2 separate regions of the Homo sapiens genome follow, and region 1 is linked to region 2. Evidence: chromatin contacts called from ENCODE Hi-C or POLR2A ChIA-PET data. All regions are on one chromosome and are shown on one strand. Each heading gives the region's core, a stretch centred on a gene start or an enhancer-like site at or near the end of the contact. The rest is flanking DNA. Distances are from core to core; before and after follow the strand shown.

What was found. A loop is a pair of places that touch in the nucleus more often than their neighbours do. ChIA-PET counts read pairs that join two places held with the same protein, here RNA polymerase II (POLR2A). Pooled maps may share reads with other maps.
Region 1: a loop to region 2 is called in a pooled map, with 2.2 times the contacts of the local background. The contact joins the promoter of SCAT1 here to the promoter of DNAH17-AS1 in region 2. A Hi-C loop is called at or near these places in 2 of 50 pooled maps. POLR2A ChIA-PET finds 5 or more read pairs at or near these places in 2 of 52 experiments (HCT116 and HepG2).

Annotation. Positions count from the first base shown.
Region 1 is chr17:78,629,297-78,636,275 of GRCh38, reverse strand. SCAT1 (S-phase cancer associated transcript 1) reads left to right here and starts at 4,219. Exons shown (of 5, transcript NR_110849.1): 1 at 4,219-4,286; 2 at 5,846-6,244. RefSeq lists an enhancer at 3,884-4,385.
Region 2 is chr17:78,480,015-78,487,382 of GRCh38, reverse strand. It overlaps DNAH17-AS1 (DNAH17 antisense RNA 1), which reads right to left and starts at 2,473. Exons shown (of 6, transcript NR_102401.1): 1 at 2,221-2,473. DNAH17 (dynein axonemal heavy chain 17) reads left to right here. Exons shown (of 81, transcript NM_173628.4): 45 at 877-1,159; 46 at 1,250-1,423; 47 at 1,626-1,833; 48 at 2,350-2,515; 49 at 6,597-6,699. RefSeq lists a silencer at 2,441-2,670 and enhancers at 2,741-2,790, 2,821-2,960.

The DNA of each region.
Region 1 (6,979 bases), core at 2,970-5,469, 150 kb before region 2:
CTGTTAAAATATACATAACATAAAATTGGCCACTTTTACCATTTTAAGTGCACTATCCTGGGCATTCAGTCCATTCACGTTGTTGTGCAGCTGCCGCCACCATCCACCTGCAGAACTTCTTCTATCCCAAACTGAAACTCCACACCCACGAAACACTCACTCCCCATCCGCCCTGCCCCGGCCTCTGGTAATCGCTAATCTACTTTCTGTCTCTACGAATTTGACTCCTCTAGGTGGTCAATTTATACCTCATATAAATGGAATCCGGCAATATTTGGTCTTTCATGTTTGGCTGGTTTTGATTGGCATAATGTCTTCATTTTGTAAACAGCCAGGTTTTTAAGTTTTTGGTTGTGGGCCAGGTGCGGTGGCTCACGCCTGTAATCCCAGCACTTTGGGAGGCTGAGGCGGGTGGATCGCTTGAGGTCAGGAATTCGAGACCAGCCTGGCCAATGTGGTGAAACCGTGTCTCTACTAAAAACACAAAAATTATCCGGGCATGGTGGCTATAACTGTAATCCCAACTACTCGGGAGGCTGAGGCAGGAGAATCCCTTGAACCCGGGAGGTGGAGGCTGCAGTGGGCTGAGGTTGTGCCACTGCACCCCAGCCTAGGTGACAGAGCAAGACTCCATCTCAAAGGAAGTAATATAGACATTCTATTTCTAACTTTTTGTATCAAGTAAGATAGCTATTTAGTTTTATTTTTTCCGAATCATTTCAACACTGTGTATTGTGTAAATCCCCCCATGCTTTCCAATATTATATTTGTCATGTGCTAAATTCTCAGACATACCTGGATCCTTTTTTTTTTTTTTTTTTTGAGACAGAGTCTCACTCCGTCGCCCAGGCTGGAGTGCAGTGGCACGATCTCGGCTCACTGCAAGCTCCATCTCCTGGGTTCACGCCATTCTCCTGCCTCAGCCTCCTGAGTAGCTGGGACTACAGGCGCCCGCCACCACGCCCGGCTAATTTTTTGTATTTTTAGTGGAGACGGGGTTTCACTATGTTAGCCAGGATGGTCTCGACCTCCTGACCTCGTGATGTGCCCACCTCGGCCTCCCAAAGAGCTGGGATTACAGGTGCCCGCCACCACGCCCAGCCTACCTGGGTCTTTTTCTGAACTTCAGTTTTCTTCCACTGATCATTTGTCTATGCTTTGGTCACTGCCATATAGTTTTAATAACAAGAGCTTACTGTACATTTTCTTCTTTGAGGCAGCGTCTTGTTCTGTCTCCCAGGCTGGAGTGCAGCGGCACAATCATAGCTCATTGCAACCTTGAACTCTTGAGTTCATGCAATGCTTCTACCTCAGCCTCCCAAGTAGCTGGGACTATAGGCATGAGCTACTGTGCCCGGCCTGTTTTTATATCTGATAGAGAAAGGTTTCCTGAACATTCTTCTTTTTAAAAATGTTTGGCTAATTTTCTTTCAAGCATTCTTCCAAGTGTACTTTGAAATTCAACTTAAGTTAAAACAAATAAACAGAAAACAACGCAACGTAATTCTGATTGGGTCTGTATTGTATATGGAAGAATTGGCATGTTTTGTATGATTACATTTTTCCTACCCAGGAACACAAAATATCTCTCCTTTTGTTCAGGTACCTTGTCCTCCAGGGAATTACTGCAGTTTTCTACTCCAAGCATTGTTATTTGTTGAGTTTATTTGAAAATTCTTTTTACTTTTAGTAGCTATTTGAAATGGAAAGTTTAAAAGTTTGTGTTTTCTAAATGGTTACTACTGATACATATGTGTAAATACTCATCCGTTTGGTAATTTTTTAGTTACGTAGGCTAGATTTCCTCGTTAATCATGTCATTGGCCAACAGGAACATGTTTATCCCTTCTTCTTCAGCATTTACACCCTCTGGCCCTGGCCTTGGGCATAGGATACAGGACTTCAAGACGGCAGTGCCTCTTCCAGGAAGGCCTCTGGAATTTCATCCCTCAAGATGATAGTGCCTTTGGCTTTTGGTTTCAATATGTACATACATTTTATAACATTAAGCAGGTTTCATTGTTTTTCTGGTTTGCTAAGGATTTCTTTTTTTAGTGAGAACATTTTCTAAATGTTATCAAGTGCCTTTCAGTAGCTATTGAAATGTTACTGAAATGTTCAAATGGTCTCTCACTTTTAGTTTATTCATATAACAATTTATGTGGGTAAATATCTTAATTTGAACCAAACTTATGTTCTGGAATCAAGCCTACTGAGTCATGGGATTTTTTTTTTTTTTTTGAGATGGAGTCTCACTCTGTTGCCCAGGCTGGAGTGCAGTGGCGTGATCTTGGCTCACTGCAAGCTCTGCCTCCTGGGTTCACACCATTCTCCTGCCTCAGCCTCCCAAGTAGCTGGGATTACAGGCACCGCCACCATGCCCAGCTAATTTTTTTGTATTTTTAGTAGAGATGGGGTTTCACTGTGTTAGCCAGGATGGTCTCGATCTCCTGACCTCATGATCCACCTGCCTCAGCCTCCCAAAGTGCTGGGATTACAGGTGTGAGCCACCATACCTGGCCGGGATCACTTTTATTTTTTTAGAGAGAGGGTTTCACCATGTTGCCCAGGCTGGTCTCAAATTCCTGGGCTCAAGCAATCTTCCCACCTTGGCCTCCCAAAATGCTGGGATTACAGGTGTGAGCCACCGCACCCAGCCTCCTAAGGATCATTTTTAATAGGGACAGTTACTGCCCACTTGCTGATGGTTGATTTGGGTTCTTGAATCTCTCATTTCCCGTGAGACATTGATCTCTCATTTTCCTTGACTACTTTGGTCAGTCTTTGCTAGCAAAGCCTTCACTTTTATAAAATAACCTAGGAAAACCTTCACTTTATAAAAATAACCTCTTGCCTGTAATCCCAGCACTTTGGGAGGCCGAGGCGGGAGAATTGCCAGAGGCCAGGAGTTTGAGACTGGCCTGGGCAATATAGTGAGACCCCATCTCTATAAAAAAAAAGATAAAATAATCTCTTCAGGGGTTCTGTAGTAATTTAAATAACATGGAAATTATATATTCATGGAAGGTTTGTCAGAATCGGTAAAATGGTGTTGGCCTGGCGACCTCTGGGGGGAAGGGAGAGGGGGAGAAGTTTGTTTTTGTTTTTGAGACAGTCTCTCTCTGTCGCTCAGGCTGGAGTGCAGTGGCGTGATCTCAGCTCACTGCAACCTCCGTTTCCTGGGTTCAAGTGATTCTCGTGCCTCAGCCTCCCAAGTAGCTGAGATTACAGGTGCCTGCCACCACGCCCTGCTAATTTTTGTATTTTTAGTAGAGACGGGGCTTTGCCATGTTGCCCAGGGTGGTCTCAAACTCCTGGGCTCAAGTGACCTGCCCGCCTTGGCCTCCCCAAGTGCTGGCATTACAGGTGTGAGCCGCCCACCGTGCCCAGCCTGTTTTTGTTTTTTTGATTTTTGTTTTTGGCTCAAACCAGCAGTCCCCAACCTTTTTGGCACCAGGGATGAGTTTTGTGGAAGAAAATTTTTTCCATGGATGGGGGCAGGGGTGGGGGATGGTTTCAGGATGATTCAAGCACATTACATTGATTGTGTACTTTATTATCATTACATTGTAATATATAATGAAATCCTTATACAACTGCGCTATCATGAAGAATCAGTGGGAGCCCTGAGCTTGTTTTCCTGCAACTAGACAGACCCATCTGGGGGTGATGGAGATGGTGACAGGTCATCAGGCATTAGATTCTCATAAGAAGTCCACAACCGCTGGGCGCGGTGGCTCAGGGGCTGGGCTCGGAGGCTCACGCCTGTAATCCCAGCACTTTCGGAGGCCCAGGAGGGCAGATCACGAGGTCAGGAGATCGAGACCATCCTGGCTAACACGGTGAAACCCTGTCTCTACTAAAAATACAAAAAAATTAGCCAGGCATGGTGGTGGGCACCTGTAGTCCCAGCTACTCAGGAGGCTGAGGCAGGAGAATGGCGTGAACCCGGGAGGCGGGGCTTGCAGTGAGCCGAGATTGCGCCACTGCACTCCAGCCTGGGCGACAGAGCGAGACTGTGTCTCAAAAAAAAAAAAAAAAAAAAAAAAAAAAAGCCCACAACCTAGATCCCTCGCATGCGCAGTTTACAATACCGTTCGTGCTCCTCTGAGAATCAAATGCCACCACTGATCTGACAGGAGGCGGAGTTCTGCGGTAACATGAGTGATGAGGAGTGGCTGCAAATACAGATGAAGCTTCGTTTGCTCACTTCCTGTTGTGTGGCCCAGACAGGGCACTGTCTGTGGCCCCAGGGGTTGAGGACCCCTGGCTTTAACAACAGAAAGGTACCATCTTACAGTTCTGGAGGCCAAAGTCTGATATCCAGGTGTCTGCAGGGTTGATCCCTTCTGAGGCTGTGAGCAGGACCCCCTCCAGGCTCTCCTCTGGCCTTTGGTTTCCTTCCTTCCTTCCCTCCCTCCCTCACTCCTTTTCTCTCTCTTTCTTTCCTCCCCTCCCCTCTTCTCCCCTCTTCTCCCCTCCCCTCCCCTCCCGTTCTCCCCTCCCCTCCCCTCTCTTCTCCCTTCCCCTCTTCTCCCCTCCCCTCCCCTCTTCTCTCCTCTTCTCCCCTCCCCTCCCCTCTTCTCTCCTCTTCTCCCCTCCCCTCTTCTCCCCTCTTCTCCCCTCTTCTCTTCTCACTCTTTTGCCCAGGCTGGCGTGGTTTATGTTTGTGGTTTTTCTTTATTTATCTTGCCAGACATTTGCACGTTTTGATGAACTTTTCAAACAGCCAGTTCTTTGCTTTATATTCAATTGTAGACTGAGTTTTCCTGGGGGGTGTTGGAATTGGGGAGGAAGGATCTTTTTTTTTTTTTTTTTTGAGATGGAGTCTCACTCTGTCACCCAGGCTGGAGTCCAGTGGTGTGATCTCCACTCACTGCAACCTCTGCCTCCCAGGTTCAAGTGATTCTCCTGCCTCAGCCTCCTGAGTAGCTGAGATTACAGGCACCTGCCACCACACCCAGCTAATTTTTTGTTTGTTTCTTTGTTTGTTTCTTTGTTTGTTTGTAGAGATGGGATTTCACCATGTTGGTCAGGCTGGTCTTGAACTCCTGACCTCAAATGATCTGCCTGCTTCAACCTCCCAAAGTGCTGGGATTACAGGCATGAGCCACCGTGCCTGGCTGTGATCATTTATCTTGGCTTTTTTCTTAAGTCTTCTTCTGTTTCTGTTCTGCAGTGCATGGTGGCTCGTTTGTGTGAGTTCAACGCTCAGCTGTGCATTGTTTATCTCTTAGAGCAGGTGTGAATTTTCTGTTTTCAACCAGCTATGTGCAAACATGAACTCCTATTTTTATAACTGCTCAGACATTCCTATGACAGGGCCTCATTTCTGCTTGGCAACAAGAAAACTGAATTTAATTTCATTTAATCGGGTAAACAGTTCTGTCGGGTATTTTTCTCTAGCGGAGTCTGGTTGAAAGCTTCATCGCTCACAGAGAACATTCCAGCATTAGTGTCATGGCCTCTGGCCGGTGCAAGGGTTTCTCGGAGCCCAGGTGGCTCCCTGCGGGGAGGAGAATTCGACGCTCTGTCCCCTTCCTCTGCCAGGGACCCACTTACTAGTCTCCGGGGCTGCTGTAATAGAGGAACACAAACTGGGTGGCATCAAACAACATCACATTTCTCACAGTTCTGGAGGCCAAACTGCAACATCAAGATATTAACAGATAATGACCTGCTCCCTCTGCAGGCTGTAGGGGAAGAGCCTCCCTTGTCTTTCCCGGCTTCCAGGGCTGCTGGCCATCCTGGGCGTCCTTTGGCTTGTGGCTGCCTGGCTGCCATCCCTGCACCCGTTGTCGCTTGACCTTCCGTTCATGTGCCTCTGTTCTCTCTCCTTATACAGACCCCAGTTACTGGATTGGGATCCACCCTCACTCAATATGGCCTCAGCTTAATGAAAGACATCTGCAGAGACCCTATTTCTACTAAAAGCCACATTCTGAGACTTCTCGTGGGCGTGAGTTTTTGAGAGACACTGTTCTGCTCCATGCAGGGAGGGAATTGGGATCTGAAGACGTTGCATTCGAGGTCTCGGGGCTCCTGATGAGCAGCCTCGGCCTGACCTGGGGCAGGTGTGATGTCTGCGGCTCACCATCTCCACCCTGCCTGCTGTGGAATCTCCACAACGACAGGTGCTTTGGAGGCCAGAGTGCATGCGTACGGGCCCTGCACACGCTGAATGTCACTGGGAACAAGGACACACCCCGCTTCCAGGAGAAGATAGAACATGTCGACCCCTTTTGTGAGTACAATTTTTTGAAGTCTCCAAAGCAATGGGACTGCCCCGGGGAAGATGGAGGCTGTGAAGGGAGTGTTGACCCCAGTGGGAGGTGAACGGAACGGGATATGCGGGCGCTCGGGGTGGAAGAACGACGTAGGCGGTCAGTGGTCGGTGGGCCATGCCCACATCCGGGCTAGATGTCACTATGGTGCTGTTCTGTTTCCACACAGCCAGACAATGCACAAAATAGGCCATCTGGGCCATCTGGGGCGAACATCCAGCCTGGAGGCCCTCGAACAAGCCCACTGAGGGCCTCCAGTTGGGGGCACACATGGGTGACACCTGGCCTAGTGACGCCCCACCTGGGTTGCACGTTAAAGTCACTGGGGAACTTTTAAAGGGCTGATGTCTGATTTCTCCAGGGATTCCGAGGTGAGCGGGAACGAGGTGCGGTCTGGGCTTGGGGGTTTTAGTGTTGGTCATCCACAGCGACACTGAGAACGGAGGCTCTCTGTGGGTGAGCCCTTGGGGAACCCAGCTGACCAGGCCCCTGGGGTCCCATGAGGCCTAAGTCTGAGAAGACTTGTGTCTCCCAGAGCCTGCGGGCCGTCCCAGGCTTGTACCTCTGGCCCCGCTCTCCGCTCAGGCCGCTGAACAGGGCTGATCCACGTCCTTCAAACAGCTGCTCAGATATTTCAAATCAGCTTTCATGGGCTTTTCCATAGGAAGGGGACGTCTGCTTGCTGAAGCCAGCAG
Region 2 (7,368 bases), core at 1,224-3,723:
TCAGCAGATGCTGATTTGGCAACACTTACCCTGGACCAGGCCCCCTTCTCTGAGCTTTAAAAATATCAGCCCATGTAGTCCTTGGAAATGAGGGTCATGGAAACATCACCCCTGTTTACAGATGAGAAACCAGGGACTCAGGCATGTGCAGTAACCTGCCTAAAGCAGCAGCTGGCCATGGTAGAGCTGACTCAAGCCTGGGCAGTCAGGCCCCAGAGTCCACACCCCTCACCGCCGTGGTGGGCCACCTCCACACGAGCCACCCAGAGATGTCTGTGGCCAACAGTCTGGCACGGCTCTTCAAGGATTGCTGGTTGTATTGATTTGTACTCTTACACTGAACATGGCAAATTCAACTCAAACTAACTGAAGCTTAAAAAAAAAAAAAAAAAAAAAGCACCAAGGGGTGCTTCAGGCATGGCTGGATTCAGGAGTCCAGATGATGTAATGAAATGTCCCTGCTCCTATCCTTGTCTCTCCTTTCTGCTCCCTTACTGTCCCCACCTTCGTGCCCCCCACATGACATCATGAGATCTTTCTCCTTTTCTGTTCTGCCCCATCCACCAGCCCTTGGTATGTGCTTCCCGTGTGGTAGCAAGAATGGCTTCCAACTGTTCTAGACCTACAGCACCCCCATAGCTAGCAACCCCAGAGAGGGCACAGCCCCCACGACCCTGGCATCCTCCTCCGACCCTTTCAGGGCCTGCAACTGGCCCCTCTGGCACCCTCGTTTGGACCCATTGCCATGCAGGCATGGTGACCCTGAGGGCAGCCCCAGCAGAATTGGGTGGAGGTAGGGAGGGGCGTTTACCAAGGCAGGGACACTGGCAGACCCAGAGCAGCGGCTGTGTCATCGGCGCCTCCTGTCACCCCCAGGGTGGTGAGCAGCTGGATCGAGAGGCGCAAGGTGCAGTCGGAGAAGGCCAACCTGATGATCCTCTTTGACAAGTACCTGCCCACGTGCCTGGACAAGTTGCGCTTTGGGTTCAAGAAGATCACGCCAGTGCCGGAGATCACGGTGATCCAAACGATTCTGTACCTGCTGGAGTGCCTGCTCACGGAGAAGACCGTGCCCCCCGACTCCCCCAGGGAGCTGTACGAGCTGTACTTCGTGTTCACCTGCTTCTGGGCCTTCGGTGGCGCCATGTTCCAGGACCAGGTGATGCACCTGGGGGGCCCGGCCACCCACACAGGGTCTCTCAGCATCCTGCTTAGCTGGGCCCTGATTTTTACTTCTGTGTCTCAACAGCTTGTGGATTATCGAGTGGAGTTCAGTAAATGGTGGATCAACGAATTCAAGACTATCAAGTTCCCCTCGCAGGGAACGATTTTTGACTACTACATTGATCCTGACACAAAAAAGTTCCTGCCCTGGACAGATAAAGTGCCCTCCTTTGAGCTGGATCCCGATGTCCCACTGCAGGTAACTGTCCCCAAAGCAGGGCCACCGACTGGTGATTTAGAGGCAGGAATCGGTGCAGTACCCTCCACACGCCTGCACGGAATGTCCAAACACAACCGATTTTCAACATTAGGACCTGTTCGGTAGAACATGGCCTGCACACCCACGAGAGGCAGAAGTGTCTGAGAATCACAGCTCCCTCCCCTTCCCTCCCCTGCCCCAGGCCTCTTTGGTCCACACCACGGAAACCATCCGCATCCGCTACTTCATGGACCTGCTCATGGAGAAGTCCTGGCCGGTGATGCTGGTGGGGAACGCGGGGACGGGCAAGTCGGTGCTGATGGGGGACAAGCTGGAAAGCCTGAACACGGACAACTACCTGGTGCAGGCTGTGCCCTTCAACTTCTACACGACCTCAGCCATGCTGCAGGGTGAGGCTGGTCCGGCCACGCCCTGCCTACCCGGCTGCCCCCCGCCAGTCCCCGTTCCCTCCTGTCCCCTCTCACTGCAGGCCCAGGCACTCACTAGCCACTTTGCACCTCCTCACTTCCCATGCCCCACCCGCTGGCCTTTCCTTCCTGAGTCGGAGACAGAGGAGGAGCAGCCGGGACCCCTCTTTCTGGTGCTCCCTTGTGGGCATGGTGATGGGGTTTTGATGGCCAGTCGAGGCAGCAGGTCCCCCGGGAGTGTCTCAGCCAATCTAAGGCGACCCAAAGGTGACGGAGAGCAAGGTTCCTGCCACCCTCGCCTCTGATCGCTCTGTTTATTCCTGGGGCTGTACCCGGTGCCCCCTCAAGGGCCACTCCCAGGGCAGGTACCTTTGGTAAACTTGGATCCCAGCCAGGTCCCACCTTCTGTCCTCCGGGGAAGCAGGTAGCGCCCCTCCCTACCTAACAGGCTCTGGCTCAGGAGGCGCAGGCGGGCAGCTGACCCTCTGCCCTCTCTAGGGGTGCTGGAGAAGCCGCTGGAGAAGAAATCGGGGAGGAACTACGGGCCGCCAGGCACTAAGAAGCTCGTCTACTTCATCGACGACATGAACATGCCCGAGGTGGACAAGTATGGGACGGTGGCCCCGCACACCCTCATCCGGCAGCACATGGACCACCGGCACTGGTTAGACGGGGCGGGGCCGGAGGGGAAGGCGTGGCCCCGGGGCGGTGAGGGCGGGGCCAGGGCGGGGCGCAGGAAGAGGCGGAGCCCCAGGGCAGTAGGGCAGGACTGGTGTGGGGCGGTGGGGGGGGTGCTGCAACGTGGGTAGGGAGACACGGGTCGTAGCTGGGCCCCCAAGTTTGTGGGGCCACAAGGCATTGAGGTAGGGCCAGGGTAGGGGAGAGGTTCTATCAGTTTCGTCCATCACCCATTTCACAAACATGCAGCAGTGGCCTAGAGCCCCCGCGGAGGGGGGGATCCTCCTTCCCCCCTTCCACCGAGGTGTCTGTCCCGCCGGGAGAGGAAGAAGCACATTACCCGGTAAAGGAAGAGCCCTGAGGAAAACCCCCAGTGCAGTCACAGAGGAGCCTCCCAGCTGGGAGCCCCAGCAGAGAGATGCCCCTGGGGAGATGGTGCACAGCTGGAAGCTGGCAGCAGTGTCCTGCTGGCTGTGGGACCTTAGAGGGAGAGCATTCTGGGTGGAGAGATTGCCACGTGTAAATGCCCTGCCACACGTGAAGAAGCCCAGGAAGGCCGGTGTGGCAAGGATGTGAGAGCCAGAGGCAGAGGGTGCCCAGGGCAGCTGCAGCCAGAATCCCAGGGCCTCGGGACAGAGTGCAGATTTTCTCCTAACGGCACCGAGAAACCAAAGGTGGCACGTTTAGGTTTGCAGTTTGGAAAGATGAGAACATTCAGTTCAGTTGTCTTTTTTTTTTTTTTTTTTTTTTTTTTTTTTGAGGAGAAATCTCGCTCTGTCTCTCAGGCTGGAGTGCAATGGCTCGATCTTGGCTTACTGCAACCTCCGCCTCCTGGGTTCAAGGAATTCTCCTTCCTCAGCCTCCTGAGTAGCTGGTAATACAGGTGCCCACCACCACGCCGGCTAATTTTTGTACTTTTAGTAGAGAAGGGGTTTCGCCATGTTGGCCAGGCTGTTCTCGAACTCCTGACCTCAGGTGATCCGCCCGCCTTGGCCTCACAAAGTGCTGGGATTAGAGGTGTGAGCCACCGTGCCCAGCCATAGTTGTCTCTTAAAATAAGCAAGTAGCTCAGGCCAAAAGAGCCTAGAAACTAGTCTGCTCGTTCATGAAGCCTGGCCTCATGCCGAGAAAGGCAGGCATGGGGGGTTAGGTAGTCTACTTGAGGTCATGGTCCTAATGAGTGGCGGAGCTGGGTTATTATTATTATTATTATTATTATTTCCAAGACAGAGTTTCGCTCTTGCTGCCCAGGCTGGAGTCCAATGGCGTGATCTTGGCTCACTGCAACCTCTGCCTCCTGGGTTCCAGCGATTCTCCTGCCTCAGTCTCCCAAGTAGCTGAAATTATAGGTGCCTGCCACCATGCCCACCTAATTTTTGTATTTTTAGTAGAAACGGGGCTTAACTATATTGGCCAGGCAGGTCTCTAACTCCTGACCTCAGGTGATCTGCCCGCCTCGGGCTCCCAAAGTGCTGGGACTACAGGCGTGAGCCACCACGCTCAGCCAGAACTGGATTTTGAGTTCAGATATGTCTGACTCCATCACTTGCCTTTTCCTCACTAAACGACACTCCCAGAGCTCACGACTATAGGAAGCCTACTCTGGGCTGCAGGCTGTGATGTGGGGACGGAGGCATCAGAGGTGGCTCCCTGGGGGAGGTGACAAAGCTGCCACTCTGAGGAGGGAGCCTGGAGAGAGTTTGACATCATTTGAGGAGAACCTAACGTGGTGTGGGGTGGGAGATTTGAGGGTACCCAGACAGGAGAGGAGGACAGGTGCATGCATGAGAGCCCACCCGTTCCTCTCTGCAGGCAGGTCTACTGTGAGGGCTGTGGCGGCTCAGCCTCGGTTTCCCTGCAACTCGCGAGGCCCCTTCCAAGGGTTGCACACGGTCATGTGCCCTTGTAAAATTTGTTTAAGATTTTTGCTTTCTTTTCCTCAAGGAGGAGCCTCCACATTCTTAAGCTTCAGCCCTAGGTCCACATCTGCCCTGGAGTTTACCCTGAAGGATCTTCAGGAGGGGTGGCAGAGTGAGATTTGAGTTTTCAAAAGATCCTTCTAGAATATCAGATTAACATGGCCCCACGACAACAGGGAAGGATGGACTGTTTAGTGGATGTGTCAGGAAAATGCTCACCTGTGGAAGAAAAAGGCAGACAAGGGTGGGGCCCGTGGGAAGGATGGGCCCGCAGGGAAAGGGTGAGCTGTGAGGTGGGCAGAAGCAAACAGGGACAACATCTGTGACCTGAGAAGTGTGCACAGGAGAGGACTGCGCAGGCAAAAGTTTCAGAGGCACACACAGAAGGGCAAAAAATTGATGGCTGTGATTTAAATGAAAGTTAAGGAATTTTGCTCAGTGAGAGACACCATGGACATATATAATGGAGAAATAAAAGAATGGAAGAAAACATTTGCAATGTATAAAATTGACAGTGGATTAATATCTGAAATATACAAGGAATTACTAGAAACTAACAGACGTCAACTTCCAACACACAAAGTGCATAATGGGGGAAAAAAACAAAAGTGCTGGGCGCAGTGGCTCAGGCCTGTAATCTCAACACTTTAGGAGGTGGAGGCAGGAGGATCACTTGAACCCAGGTCATATAGTGAGACCCTGTCTCTACAAAAACTTAGCCGGGCATGGTAGTGTGAGGCTGAGGTTGGGAGGACAGCTTGAGCCCAGGAGATAGAGGCTGCCGTGAGCTGTGTTCACCACTGCACTCCAGCCGGGGTGAGAGAGCAAGACCCTGTCTCGGGGGAAAAAAAAAAAAAAAAAAAAGTAACTAGTGTAGTGTGACATCAAGGAAATTATTCAGCTTATTTTATTTTATTTTTGAAATGAAATCTTGCTCTGTTGCCCAGGCTGGAGTGCAATAGCATGATCTTGGCTCACTGCAGCCTCCACCTCCCAGGTTCAAGCAATTCTCCTGCCTCAGCCTCCCAAGTAGCTGGGATTACAGGTGCCTGCCACCATGCCTGGCTAATTTTTGTATTTTTAGTAGAGATGGGGTTTCACTATGCTAGCCAGGCTGATCTTGATCTCCTGACCTCAAGTGATCTGCCCATCTCAGCCTCCCAAAGTGCTAGGATTACAGGCATGAGCCACTGTGCCTGGCCTATTCAGCTTATTTAATAATAGCAGCCATTAATAATTATCCTGATAACAGGGATGGTGAATATTTATTGCATACTTACTGTATGTCAGGTACTCTTCCCAGTGTTTTTTCATATGTTAGCTCATTTTATCCTCCTCATGACCCATTGCACAGGTGAGAATATTAAGGCACAGAGATGTTAACCAACTTCCCAGAGCCCCAGCACTGCTTAGGGGAAGAGCTGGAACATAAACCCCAGCCTGCTCTCTGAGCCACTCTTTTGCCTCTTGTTTCAAAATTTCTCTGGAGAGCATGAAGTCACAGCAGCTGCTTCACATATTATCAGTATCTGTGGAGGGTTTTTAAGACCACATGGAGTAATCCCAGCATTTGGGAGGCTGAGGCGGGCGGATCACAAGGTCAGGAGATCAAGACCATCCTGGCTAACACGGTGAAACCCAGTCTCTACTAAAAGTACAAAAAAATTAGCCAGGCATGGTGGCGGGCACCTGTAGTCTCAGCTACTCGGGAGGCTGAGGCAGGAGAATGGGGCGAACCCAGGAGGCGGAGGTTGCAGTGAGCCAAGATCATGCCACTGCACTCCGGCCTGAGTGACTGAGTGAGACTCCATCTCAAAAAAAAAAAAAGCCGGGGGATGGGGGGCGGGCGTGGTGGCTCACACTTGTAATCTCAGCACTTTGGGAGGCTGAGGCGGGCGCATCACGAGGTTAGGAGATCGAGACCATCCTGGCTAACACGGCGAAACCCCGTCTCAACTAAAAATGCAAAAAATTAGGCAAAGCTTGCAGTGAGCCGAGATTGTGCCACTGCACTCCAGCCTGGGCAACAGAGCGAGACTCTGTCTCAAAAAAATAATAATAAGGAGGGCATTCTTGGGAGCACAGTGGGGGCAGGGGATGGTTCCTCCAGGCCAGGGGCACAACATGAATGCTGGTTTCCCCCCTCAGGTATGACAGACATAAGCTGACGTTAAAAGATATCCATAATTGTCAGTACGTGGCCTGCATGAACCCCACTTCCGGATCCTTCACCATCGACTCCAGGCTTCAGGTAAGCAGAAACCATACTCATCCCCGTCACCTGCCATGAGTCTGAGGCTTGCTTCTGGCAAATGAGAGGAAAAGCTTTGGTTTAGGGTGTTAGGGCTGCAGGCCGACATTTTCTGGAGAACTCCTTAACTTTGCAGAATGTGTCAGAAAATTCCAGGGCATGGAGAGGATGAGCAGCTAGCCAGCCTTCCCTGTGACCCGGTCAACTGGCAGAGTTAGCAAATAAAATTGCAGTTAAATCCAAACTCCAGATAAATAAATATGTTTTTAGTCTAAGTATGTTACATACAATATTTGGGACATACCGTTCTTTTTTTGTTGTTTTGTTTTTGTTTTGAGGCTGAGTCTCACTCTGTCACCCAGGCTGGAGTGCAATGGTGTGATCTGAGCTCACTGCAACCTCCGCTTCCCGGGTTTAAGCAATTCTCCTGCCTCAGCCTCCCAAGCAGCTGAGGCTACAGGTGTGCGCCACCACACCTGGCTAATTTTTGTATTTTTAGTAGGGACGGGGTTTCACCATATTGGCCAGGCTGGTCTCGAACTTCTGACCTCAAGTGATCTGCCCTCCTCGGCCTCCCAAAGTGCTGGGATTACAGGTGGGAGTCACCGTGCCCGGCCTGGGACATACTTTTTTTAAAAAAAAAAAAAAAAAAAAAAAAAAAAAAAAAAA